2 separate regions of the Homo sapiens genome follow, and region 2 is linked to region 1. The links are chromatin contacts, found by Hi-C in ENCODE. All regions are on one chromosome and are shown on one strand. The core of a region is the stretch at or near the end of the contact, and the rest is flanking DNA. Distances in the headings are between cores, read along the strand shown.

Evidence for each region. A loop is a pair of places that touch in the nucleus more often than their neighbours do. Pooled maps may share reads with other maps.
Region 2: a loop to region 1 is called in a map of B cell, with 14 times the contacts of the local background. The contact joins the promoter of PHLPP2 here to the promoter of VAC14 in region 1. A Hi-C loop is called at or near these places in 2 of 168 maps with a recorded cell type or tissue (B cell and naive thymus-derived CD4-positive, alpha-beta T cell) and 11 of 50 pooled maps.

What each region holds. Positions count from the first base shown.
Region 1 is chr16:70,797,463-70,803,326 of GRCh38, reverse strand. It overlaps VAC14 (VAC14 component of PIKFYVE complex), which reads left to right and starts at 2,169. Exons shown (of 19, transcript NM_018052.5): 1 at 2,169-2,530. The coding sequence starts at 2,427. HYDIN (HYDIN axonemal central pair apparatus protein) reads left to right here. Exons shown (of 86, transcript NM_001270974.2): 86 at 1-1,243. RefSeq lists enhancers at 2,134-2,193, 1,861-2,483 and a silencer at 2,274-2,463.
Region 2 is chr16:71,723,294-71,729,143 of GRCh38, reverse strand. It overlaps PHLPP2 (PH domain and leucine rich repeat protein phosphatase 2), which reads left to right and starts at 4,443. Exons shown (of 19, transcript NM_015020.3): 1 at 4,443-4,815. AP1G1 (adaptor related protein complex 1 subunit gamma 1) reads left to right here. Exons shown (of 23, transcript NM_001128.6): 23 at 1-144. RefSeq lists silencers at 1,018-1,087, 4,870-5,839 and an enhancer at 5,605-5,850.

The sequences.
Region 1 (5,864 bases), core at 920-3,419:
CCTAGTTGGCATTTTTCAAGATATTAGAGAAAAGAACCACTTCTTTCTAGGAACTTCTGACCTAAAGGTAGGCATTGGTCTGGGCCTTGAATAAAAAACTGGTTACTTAGCAACCTGAGCCAGAATATAATTTCAGGAGAAAAGAATACTTCTGGTAAAAAAAAAATTCCTTATTGTTTGAATTATTAAAAACTGTATCATTACCCTTGGGAAATTCAGTTCACCTCTAAGAAAAAGCCAAACCAAAAAGCAAAAGAAACATGAAATATATTAGATATGCGTCCCGTGGAAATGCACACACATTGGAGAAATAGAACCAAATCATTCCCATTGATTTACATTTTTTCAGTGTTTTTCATCAACCATCATCAAAATCCTAAAACCAAACTTTGCAAGACATTTGGAGATGTCCTTGGCAGCACTACTACTACTTGTTAGCGCACCTACCTTCATTCATAGGATTGTGTCAGCAAAGGTTTTAACAACTATGAAAACCCCACCTGTATAGGAGAATACATTTTTTATGGATTTTTCTAGACATGATATATCCATGACTTGCCGAGTTTTGGATTAGCCTTTGTATTCATTTTCTATGGCTGCATAACAAATTACCACAAAACTAGGAGAGCAAAACAACACAAATTTATTATCTCACAGTTTCCATGGGTTGAGAGCCCAGTGTGAACTGGATTCTCAGCTCAGGGTTCCACAAGGCTGAAATCAAGGTGCTGGCCAGCTGCATCCTCATCAGGAGGCTCAACTAGGGAAAGATCTGCTTCCAAGGACCCTCAATGTGTTGGCAAAATTCATTCCTTTGTGGCCATATGACTAAACTCCTTACAGGAGAGTCTCTCTTCCAGTTCAAATTTCTTCTAATCTCTTTTAAGTACTCACTTGATTCGGTCAGGCCGACTCAAGTTAATCTCTCTTTTTATTAATTCAATGTCTGCTGATTAGGGACCTTAATTACATCTGCAAAATCTCTTCTGCGATATTACATAATATAATCATGTGAGTGATGCATAGCCCATCATATTTACAAGTCTTGTTCACGCTGAAAGAGGGCATAATACAGGGCATGAACACGAAGGGGTGGGAATATTGGAGGTCATCCTAGAATTCTGCCTACTTTTGCCCTTTACTCATTGCGTCCCTGTTTCTGTTGAGGAAAATACTCCATTTTCAAGACTGTTATAAGGCCTATATATGCACTTTTCATTCATTAAAGAAAAGTATCACCATGCATTCTGAAACTGTTATTCTTTGAGCTCCACTGTAATCTAGCCCTTGTCCTAAGTCCCTGTTCACTCTGAAAGCTTATGATAGGAAAGGCTGATGCACCTCCCTGTTAACTGCATGTTTACCACACTCCGGCCATAAATTGCTTTTAAATATTTTGCCACATAGTTGGGATTTCTGTCTCACCATGTAATGTGATTCCCGAAGCAGCTGAAGGGGCTGCTTTCCAGGGGACCTATCTAGAGACCCGCACTCAGCAGATCTGGGGCCTTTCTCTCTGTCTGTAACCAGCCCTCCTAGGCATCAGAGCATGTTAAACACACCCCCAAATGGTGGAGTGACAGACACTGGTGGTACCTGAGATCTTAGGTGGTAGACAGGTAGTGCCATTTTTAATTGAGAATTTATTTTGATGTGTCTTAGAAAAAATATACCTATTCAAACTCATGGTTTTAGGGCATAAGCAAAGCTAAAAGAGATTTAAGGTATTTTTTAAAGTGAGTTGATTTGAGGAAAACATTAAATAGATAATACAAGTGGCTAGAATATGGTGAAAGTGATGACAGTGTTACTGCAGTTAGGGAAACGTCTGCATCTAGGAAATTGGTAAGTGACCAACTACTGAATGAACTAGTGAATTCGGTGACTATTGAATAAATTATGTTAAGTGAATCAGACTCCAAGAACCCATTCGGTCTTACGAACGTCTACAGAAGCCCACCACGTGCCATCAGTTGGGCGTGAGCTACACACCCATTAAAGCACGTCTCAAACCACACTCCAGCTACCTGGCGCGCAGCGCGATAGTGTGTGCAGTGTGGGTGGAGCCTTCCGAGGGCGTGGCCAATCCACCTGCGGCCTGCGGTGGGGGCGTGGCTGGAGAGGGGCGGGCCCTCGCGACGGAAGGCGGAAGTGCTGTAGAGTCATGTGACTCGAGTAACATGGCCGCTGTCTCGTGAGTCCCGCTAGTGCCGGGCGGGAGTTGTTAAGCGGCCAGGGTCAGGTGTGCTGGAGCGGGGTCCGGGCCCGGGTTCCAGGGCGAGGCGGCGGAGCGTGGCAGGCAAGCCTAGAGCGGCGTGGTCCATGCGCCGGCGCCGGGGGCAGAGCGGAGCCGCAGACTCCCCTGGCCCCGGCGCGGCCCCGGCAGCCGCGGGCTAAGGAGTCGCGAGGTTCCCCCAGCTGCCACCATGAACCCCGAGAAGGATTTCGCGCCGCTCACGCCTAACATCGTGCGCGCCCTCAATGACAAGCTGTACGAAAAGCGGAAGGTGGCAGCGCTGGAGATCGAGAAGTAAGAGCCGCCAGGACCCCTCCCTGGCTATGCAGCCCCTGACTGCTCTGCTCCCCAGGGGGACTTCTCACGCCTTCCCAGCCAGGGTTACTTTCCCAGGTTTTAGGCCCTTACCTTAGCGCAGTGTTTAAGAGCAGATTGGGAGCCATATCTGGGAGTCCCTGCTTTACTCCTGACTGGCTGTGTGATTTGGTCCCAGCTTTTTAACCTCCCGGTGCCACAAAGGGCTGCAGTGAGAATGAAGTGACATCATGTATGGGTAGTGCTTTGCACAGTGCATGGCACATGGTGAGTCTTCGGTGCGGTGCCACCCAAACCAGCAAATCAGAGAGTTGTCTCTGTGGTGAGAGAGAAGTCAGAAGCCGGAGAATTTGCAGGTGATGCTGACCAGCCTGGTTTCTTACCCAGCTTCTGAGAAGTGAAGGAGATTGTTAGTGACCAAGTAGAGAAATCAGGTCGGAAAACTCGTGATCTCAAGGCTCAGAGAGTTTTTTGTTTTATCTGTGTTATAACACCCTTCCCTGCAAGTGGAAGTAGAAATAATTTGACCTTTCTTGCTTCTGCAGTCTTGTTACATGTATGTGTAACAATGATCTGATATTTTACTTTATTTCCCAATGTACAAAACAGCGAAAGTTTAACTGGGGATGTTTTATTTATTTTTTTTTCTGCAGTATTATTTTACTTTTGTGGGTTTTTTCCCAGTCACATTTTAGTGTTAAAGTCAAGTGAGTGAGTGATTTCAGAAAATTGGAAAGAAGCAGGCTGTGAAACTGGAAGAATACCAGTCTGCGAGTCAGAAAAGGTGAATTGTATTTCTGTTCTGTCCAGTAGAGTAGCCGTTGGCCGTGCGTAGCTATTATAAATTTAAATTATTAAAGATTAAACTTTAGTTTCTCAGTCACACTACCCGTATTTCAAGTGTTCAATAGCCACATGTAGCTATTGGCTGCTATATAGGGCAGCACAGATTATAGACTGTTTCCATCATTGCAGAATGCTCTATTGGACTGCTCTAATCTATTCCGTGGTGTGACATTCATTCGTTAACCTGGGGCAAATTCCTTAACTCAGGGTTTCTCAGCCTCTGCACCATTCACATTTTGGGGCAGATGATTTTTGGTTGTAGTGGGCTGTCCTGTGCCTTGCAGGATTTTTAACAGCGTCTCTGACCTCTTCCCACTGGATGCCAGTAGCACTCCATCCGTTGTAACAATCAAAAATGTCTTCAGACATTGCTAAATGTCCCCTGAAGGAGCAAAATTGCCCCGGTTGACAACTGCTGCTTGCAATCCAAATCAAATGTTGCTTTGGATTTTAGTTTCCTCCTAAACTAAAGGGTTCGGACCTTGATAAGAAATCCCCCACCCTGCCTCCATTCAGCTCTCATACTCAGTATGTCCACAACCATCTAGCTGCTTCTCTCATCAGACACCACTTTCTTGACTGCTCCTTTTATATAGCTTTTTGTTTATGCCTGACTCTCACGAATGCTAGCAAGTCTTATTGCACATTGCCATACTGAATAGAGGGACCCAGAAATGATATATAGGCATGGTTCCGTGTCCATGGGGTTTTGTTGGCTTTGAAGTTGCCTTGACACCTAGTTTTGTCCCTCACCCACTCTGCTTCTCAGGAATATCCGGTTTTATTGTAGCTTGAGTCGTCTGTTGAGTCCTTGAAGAGAGAGGTATTCATCTCAACATTATTGTTGCTTCCAGCGCAACCTGTGTATCTGTTCTCACTCTGCACACAGTTCTGTAAGGGTTTTGTCTTTGATCGAGTTCATTTTGTATTGGACATTGCCCTTGATTTGTGGAATTTAGAGAAACTCAGCAGTGCCTTGACTGTGAACTCCTTAAGAGCAGAGAGTTCTGTTTATGTATCTGTTTTATTTATCCTTAGCACTTAGCCTGGCAGCACTTGACAGCTGGTGTCCGAATAAATGAATGACCGTACATTTTCGGTGGGGAAATAACATTGCAGGCTCAGGACCTTGCTGCCCAAAAGCGTGGCCTACAGACAGCAGCATCAGGATCACCTGGGAGCTTGTTAGAGGCTCTGCAGCTTTGCTCCAGACCTATGGAATCAGAATCTGCATTTTAACAAGATCCCTGGGTGATTTGTGTGCACATTAAAGTTTGAGAAGCACTGGCCTCAAAGACCCTCTCATCTGTTTCCAACCTTCTCCAGTCATGCTTAGAATGAAGAATGGCTGGTTAGTTCAATGCCTTCCTCAGAACATATGCTTCACAAATTGCTTAGAGATAGATACTGACTTACTTATCTGTGCTTCACCAGCACCAGCATTTTGCTTGTCTGAGCACTTTCTATGTGTCAGGTACACATAGGATATTGTATGTTTTAATATATTCTTCATTTGGCCTGGTCAAAGTGACCCTCAGCAAACACAGACTATTAATTAATCTCTCATTAATCAGACTGCAGATGCCCAACAAAAGAAGAGTCCGAATATTGGCAGTTATCTATGTAGTGTAAATGAGTCAGTTCATGTGCTCCCTAAATGAAAGTGCTTAGTCCTGTTCTTAGGTAAGTTGCCCCTTTAAGATACCCTATTTCCTGAGAGGCTGCGTGGCATGGTGTTTAAGAGCAGGCTCTGGAACTGGGGTTCAAGCTCCCATTTACTGGCTAGGTGACCCTGAGCAAGCTAATTAACCTCTGTGCCTCAATTTCTTCATCTGTAAAAAGAGCATAATAATAATATGCATAGAGTTGTTTGAGCTAATGTTGTAAAGTGCTGTGTTAGTCTGTTCTTGCTCTGCTATAAACAAATACCTGAGACTGGGTAATTTATAAAGAAAAGAGATTTATTTGGCTCACGGTTCTGCAAGCTGTACAGAAAGCATAGCGGCTTCTGCTTCTGGCGGGGCCTCAGGATGCTTCCAATCATGATGGAGGGCAAAGAGGGAGCAAGGCGTCCCACATGGCGGGAGCAGGAGCAAAAGAGAGTGAGCAGGGAGGTGCTGCACACTTTCAAACAACCAGATCTCTTGAGAACTCACTATCACAAGAACAGCACCAAGAAGATGGTGCTAGGCCATTCATCATCATGGGAGAAATCCACCCCCATGATCCAGCCACCTCCACCAGGCCCCATCTCCAACACTGGGAACTACAGTTGAACAAGAGATTTGGTGGGGACACAGATCCAAACCATATCAAGTATTTAGTGTAGTAGTGGGCACATTGTAATTGTTACAAACTGTATACATAGAGAGAGAATTGTTATGTAATTGCCCTAATTATTTCTAACATACGTATATCACATAGTTGTCATCTGTCAGTACTGCTGTTACCACTTTTTGGTAGGGAG
Region 2 (5,850 bases), core at 3,194-5,693, 920 kb before region 1:
AAGTCTTAGAGGCGAGTGAGGAATAAAATGGATGTAAACATTTACATGGGATGCATTAGAATTCTGCTGTGTGTACTGTCTTTTGGTTGAAACAAATTATGAACAGTGACTAATAATAAAAAGTCAATACCCAATGATTTAAAATTTGCTTCCTTGCTTCTTACAATTGGATTAGAAGACTTAGATGAATTCTTATTCCAGAGGTTGAGCTAACTTACTGACCTGTTAGTATTCCTTTCACACATAAGTCTCACCAAGAGAGGAATTTGAATCACTTAAAAACTTGTAGCCAGGCGCGGTGGCTCACGCCTGTAATCCCAGCACTTTGGGAGGCCGAGGTGGGCGGATCACCTGAGGTTGGGAGTTAGAGACCAGCCTGACCAACATGGAGAATCCCTGTCTCTACTAAAAATACAAAATCAGCCACGTGTGGTGGCGCATGCCTGTAATCCCAGCTACTCGGGAGGCTGAGGCAGGAGAATTGCTTGACCACAGGAAGCGGAGGTTACAGTGAGCCGAGATCACGCCATTGCACTCCAGCCTGGGGTGACAAGAGTGAAACTTCATCTCAAAAACAACAACAACAACAAACTTGTGTTATAGACAGTAAAAAAGTCCTAAGTGCAATTGGACATTTTAACTATAATATGATTAATTTCATGCTTAATCTCCATAGGTCAATTCTCAAGGCAGAGAAACCAAGATGAAATGTATATTAAGGGTGGTTATGGGTTTTCTTTATAAGCTGCTTTTTGTGAATTTTTCAAGTGTATCTGTGACTGGGCAGAGGAAGGCTTGACCAGTCAAAATGAGTTATATTTCATGGTCTATTTTATATGAACTGTGTATTTTGTATATATTAACTTTTGTAGGGATGTGGTCTTGCTATGTTGCCTAGGCTGGTCTTGAACTCTTGGCCTCAAGCAATCCTCTTGCCTCAACTTCCCAAAGTGCGGGGATTACAGGCGTAAGCCACCGCACCTGGCTTGTCTTTTTTTAAGACAGAGTCTCGCTGTGTCACCCAGCTGGAGTGCAGTGGTGCGGTCACTGATCACTTCAGCTTTGACTGCCCTGGTTCAGGCAGTCCTCCCACCTCAGCCGTTCTAGTAGCTGGGACTACTGGCATGCACCACCATGCCTGGCTAATTTTTGTATTTTTTTTTTTCCTTTGGTAGAGACAGGGTCTCACTATGTTGCCCAAGCTAGTCTCAAACTCCTGGGCTCAAGTGATCCACTAGCCTCTGCCTCCCAAAGTTCTGGGATTACAGGCGTGAGTCACTGTGCCTGGCTGTCAACTCTGTGTTTTGGAGGTTGGTAGCTTTAGGTTTTCTGTTATTCTGATGATCCCTGACAGTCCCTTGATTGAGAAAGGGGAGAGTGTGATAGTCCCGATTGAAAAGGGGAAGGGTGTAGGCCCTGGCAGTTATCTAGTTTATGCAGAAGTGCCCTTTGGTACTGTTTGATAAGCAACATTTCTATAATCTTATGTATGAGTTAGTTAAAATTCATAGTTGTTTCTAATATTAAATTTAGTTGGCACCTTCATGTAATTAGAGGAAAATAGAAAAGTTTAGCCAGTAATAGACATTTAACAATACAACAAATAGTATTCAGATCTGAATTTCAATTCAGAAGCACCAAATTAATTTTTATCACTTTTAAGGGTTTTCTATCCTATGTCTTCAATTGTCAATTCAATTGTCCCCATATTTGAAAAATATCAAAATGTTCACAGAAAAATTCTCCAAACTTTGAAGCTAGGTAAACACTGCCTGTTTATTTGGAACCAAAATTAGGAATATCCAAATCTGCTTAACCTATTGGTAGAATAACAAGGGATTTAGGCCCAAAGATGACTTTGTGGATCACTGGAGTGCGTACTAGATATAAATAAGTAAATATAAGTCTCATCTGCTTCCTCTCCCAACATCTGATAGGCATGAGCTTCCCTTCTCCAGACTTCCCATTTTGTAGTGAAGATCTGGAAAAGCTCCTGGCATAAAGAAGGTGTGTGCGTGTGTACATACCAGAGAGGGGAAGCACAGCTGCTACAGGAAGGAGACAGAAAGGAGAGATCATGATGACTTCTCTGTCTCTTGGTTTGAGCTAAACAGTGATTTTTGTAATGATGAACCTGCAGTGAGGGCAGATGGATTTTCGCACAAAAAAAATCCCAGAGGAATTTATTTTTAGGGTTAGTCTCAGCTGTTTACCATTTCCAGAAATTGTAGTTACATAACCCTTGGCATACATAATGCACAGTGCCTTGAACTGGGGGAGAACATCAATATGTGACCTTTGAAACAAAGTATAAAATGTTAATGGCACTACATGATTTGAAAAAAATCAACTGGTTGTCACTACTGAATTGGATCTTAAATCATGGGAACCATTAAAGGTAGTTACATCATAAATTAGCCCCTGAAACTTTTGGGCGGATGGGTTTTTTTTTTTATGTTTTCCCTTTTGAAAGAGGAACTACTGTTGCCAGAATGAAGAAGTAAATAGCAATGCTTATGCCTACTATCCCTTTAATTAAACAATTATTCACCACTGCTGTTCCCCAGCATGAGCTGAAACTTTAGTTCTGCAACAAGATCTTTCCTTTTTGTGTAGTCAGTCAATAAAGAGCTTCTACTCATGAAATCTGGAAAAGGTAATGTATAATGCCTCAAGAAACAGACTCTTACAGCCAGGTGTGGTGGCTCACACCTGTAATCCCAGCATTTTGGGAGGCTGAAGTGGGCGGATGGCTTGAGCTCAGGAGTTCGAGACCAGCTTGGACAATATGGTGAAGCCCCATCTCTACAAAAAAAATGCAAAAAGTAGCCAAGCGTAGGGTGGTGCTCACTTGTGGTCCCAGCTACTGGGAGGCTGAGGTGGCATGATCACCTTAGCCCATGGAGGTTGAACCTGCAGTGAGCTATGATTGTGTCCATACCGTACTCCAGCCTGAGCAACAAAGCGAGACCCTGTCTCAAAAATAAAAAAAATATAAAAGGCTTTTGAAAAACACTTTTTTTTTTCCTTGAGACAAGAGTCTCCCTCTGTCACCCAGACTGCAGTGCAGTGGCGCGATATCTCGGCTCACTGCAACCTCCACCTCCCAAGTTCAAGTGATTCTCCTGCCTCAGCCTCCTGAGTAGCTGGGCCTACAGGCTCGTGCCCCCACACTGCCTAATTTTTGTATTTTTAGTAGAGATGGGGTTTTGCCATGTTGGCCAGGCTGGGTTCAAACTCCTGACCTCAGGTGATCTGCCCGTCTTGGCCTCCCAAAGTGCTGAATTACAGGCATGAGCCACTGCACCCAGCCAGAAACACTTGTTCTAAACCACATTTTTTTCTTATCACTGCTTGCCTGCCCTTGTTAAAATTTGCTTCTGTCTCCATATTGGTGCCTATTGCTTATATACCAGTTTTCTTGTTGGGAGAAATTACCCAGTAAGCACTGAAATGGGAATCCAACTACTTTGAGTACCTTTCCTGAAAATAATTTCAAGGTGGAAGGAAAATCCAGGAGGTGGATGACCTAAGAGTTTTCTCCCACCTTAAACCAGACTCACAGTGACAAATCGTTTTTAATGCATTAAAATGAGGCCAAGAAATGAAGATTACTGGAGATTGGAATTTTGGTATATACAAAGCTAACTTGTGAAGGGAGAAAGTAGGTCAGAAAGGGGTCGGAACCTGCAAGAGCCAAATTTGGTCCTGGCATTTAAAATATCTCCAAATGGATACATATCTCAGATGGGGGACACAGACTGCTCTGTTAAATCTAAAAGTCTTGTACTAAGCCTGCAATTATTCTAGACATACAGTTAGTCTGAATGAGGCAAACTGAAGCAATGGATAATAGGGACAAAGGGTCCTGCTTTGTCACCCAGGCTGGAGTGCAGTGGCACGATCTCGTCTCACTGCAACCTCCGCCTCCCGGGTTCAAGCGATTCTCCTGCCTCCACCTCCCAAGTGGCTGGGATTACAGGCGTGCGCCACCCTGCCCAGCTCATTTTTTTGTATTTTTGGTATAGACAGGGTTTCGCTATGTTGGTCAGGCTGGTCTCGGACTCCTGGCCTCAAGTAATCTGCCTGCCTTGGCTTCCCAAAGTACTGGAATTACAGTTCTATGAAAGTGAAGAAATTACTGTTTTTTGCTGTCTAATTCCTTACAAGTTGCTTGAAGATTCAACACCCTATGTATGAGGGGAAGCCCTAAAAATCTGGAAGTCTAGAAGCCTTCCTAGGAAAATTTAGGAGGAATCGACAGAGTACTTTTCGAGAAACCGATTGGATCTTCAATTTAGAATTTTGGAATTATAATGGCTACTATGGATCCCCACTATACGTTAGGCACTTTGTATGCACTAAATCTTCATCATAACTACTTGGCAGATTTTAATCTCTTTCTCACAGCTTAAGAACGAAAGGCTTAGATCAAGTAACTTGCACAGGGGTATAGATCTAAAGAAGGGCAGAGGGGAGATCTGGAAACAGGCTGGCTGACTCCAAATTTGGCCCATTGGCAACAAAACTACTATCACTGCGAGAACGAAAAGAAAAACAAAACAAAGAAAAGAAAAGAAGTTAACTTTTAAAAGTTTTTTTCTGAATCAGCCTTGCAAATAAATCATAAACCGGGTCACAGGCCATATTACTGCTTGAAGCAGAGCACCGAATTCTGATAATTTTGCTCCAGGAGGAGGCAAGGGAATTAAAACATGGCTGGGAGGTGAGCGGACGTTTTGTACGAGGTTGGGTTGAATTTGCTTAAGAAGGTCGCACGCATCTCTGATAAGGAAGAGAAAAGGCCTTGCCAAGGTGAGTATTCTCAACAGTTCGTTCAACGGCTTGGCAGGTGAGGGAAGTTACAAGAGCCACCCTGGCGGAGGGCAGCGTCTTGTCACAATTGACAGGTGCCGGCGCCACCTGCTTCTTTCTCCCGCGGGTTTCTTAGAGGGCGGGGAAAGCAGCAAATACCCCTCCTTGCGCTCTAGTCCTCCAAGCCTAGGGCGGCGGGCAGTGGAGGCCCAGCGCTCTGCGGTGGTGCCAGGTTCCGCCACGCGGGCCGCGGCCGGAATGCGGCTCGGTGGCGCCCGGGCCACTCGGCGCCGGCAGCTGCTTAGGTCCAGCGGGGCTGCGGGAGGGGCGGAGCTGGCGAGCCGCCGGAGGGGCGGAGCCGGCGGGCCGCGGGGGGCGGGGCCACCGGTTGCTCGCGCGCGCCGCCGAGGCTCCGCACGCCGTCGCGCGGGCCGGGCGTCTCTGTGAATCCTGGGTCGCCGATGGGGGAGGTGGAGCCGGGGCCCGCGGGCCCGCTGGAGCCCCCGGAGCCGCCCGAAGCGCCCGCGAGCCGCCGGCCGGGAGGGATCCGGGTCCTGAAGGTGAGGAGGCGGATGGACCAGCGAGCGAGCGAGCGGGCGAGCGGGCAAGCGGACTAGGGAGGGAACGAGGGAGGCTAGAGGCCGCTGCCGCCCCCGCCCCGCGCAGTGGCTGAGGCAGTCGGCGGCCCCCGCCCGGCGTCAGTCAGTCGGCCGCCCCACACCCGGCTGGGGACGCCGAGGCCTCCGCGCCGCGCCCGCGTCCAGGCCTCGGCGCCTCGGTACCCCGCTGCTGCCCATCCCTGGCCGCGCGCCGCCCGCCTCGCAGGCCCACGCCTTTGGGCTGCGGGTAGCCGCCGCCCACCCGGACCCTTCGCCGCCCCTGCTTGCCTCGCCGCGCTCGGGGCCCGGAGGCCGGCTCCGGAGGGCTCGGAGGGCCGCCGGTTCCTGGCACAGGAGCGGGGCTGGAAGTACGCAGGGCTTTCTCCCCTCCCGGACACCTGAAGACATCACCCCAGCGGGAGGATGGCAGCGGCGA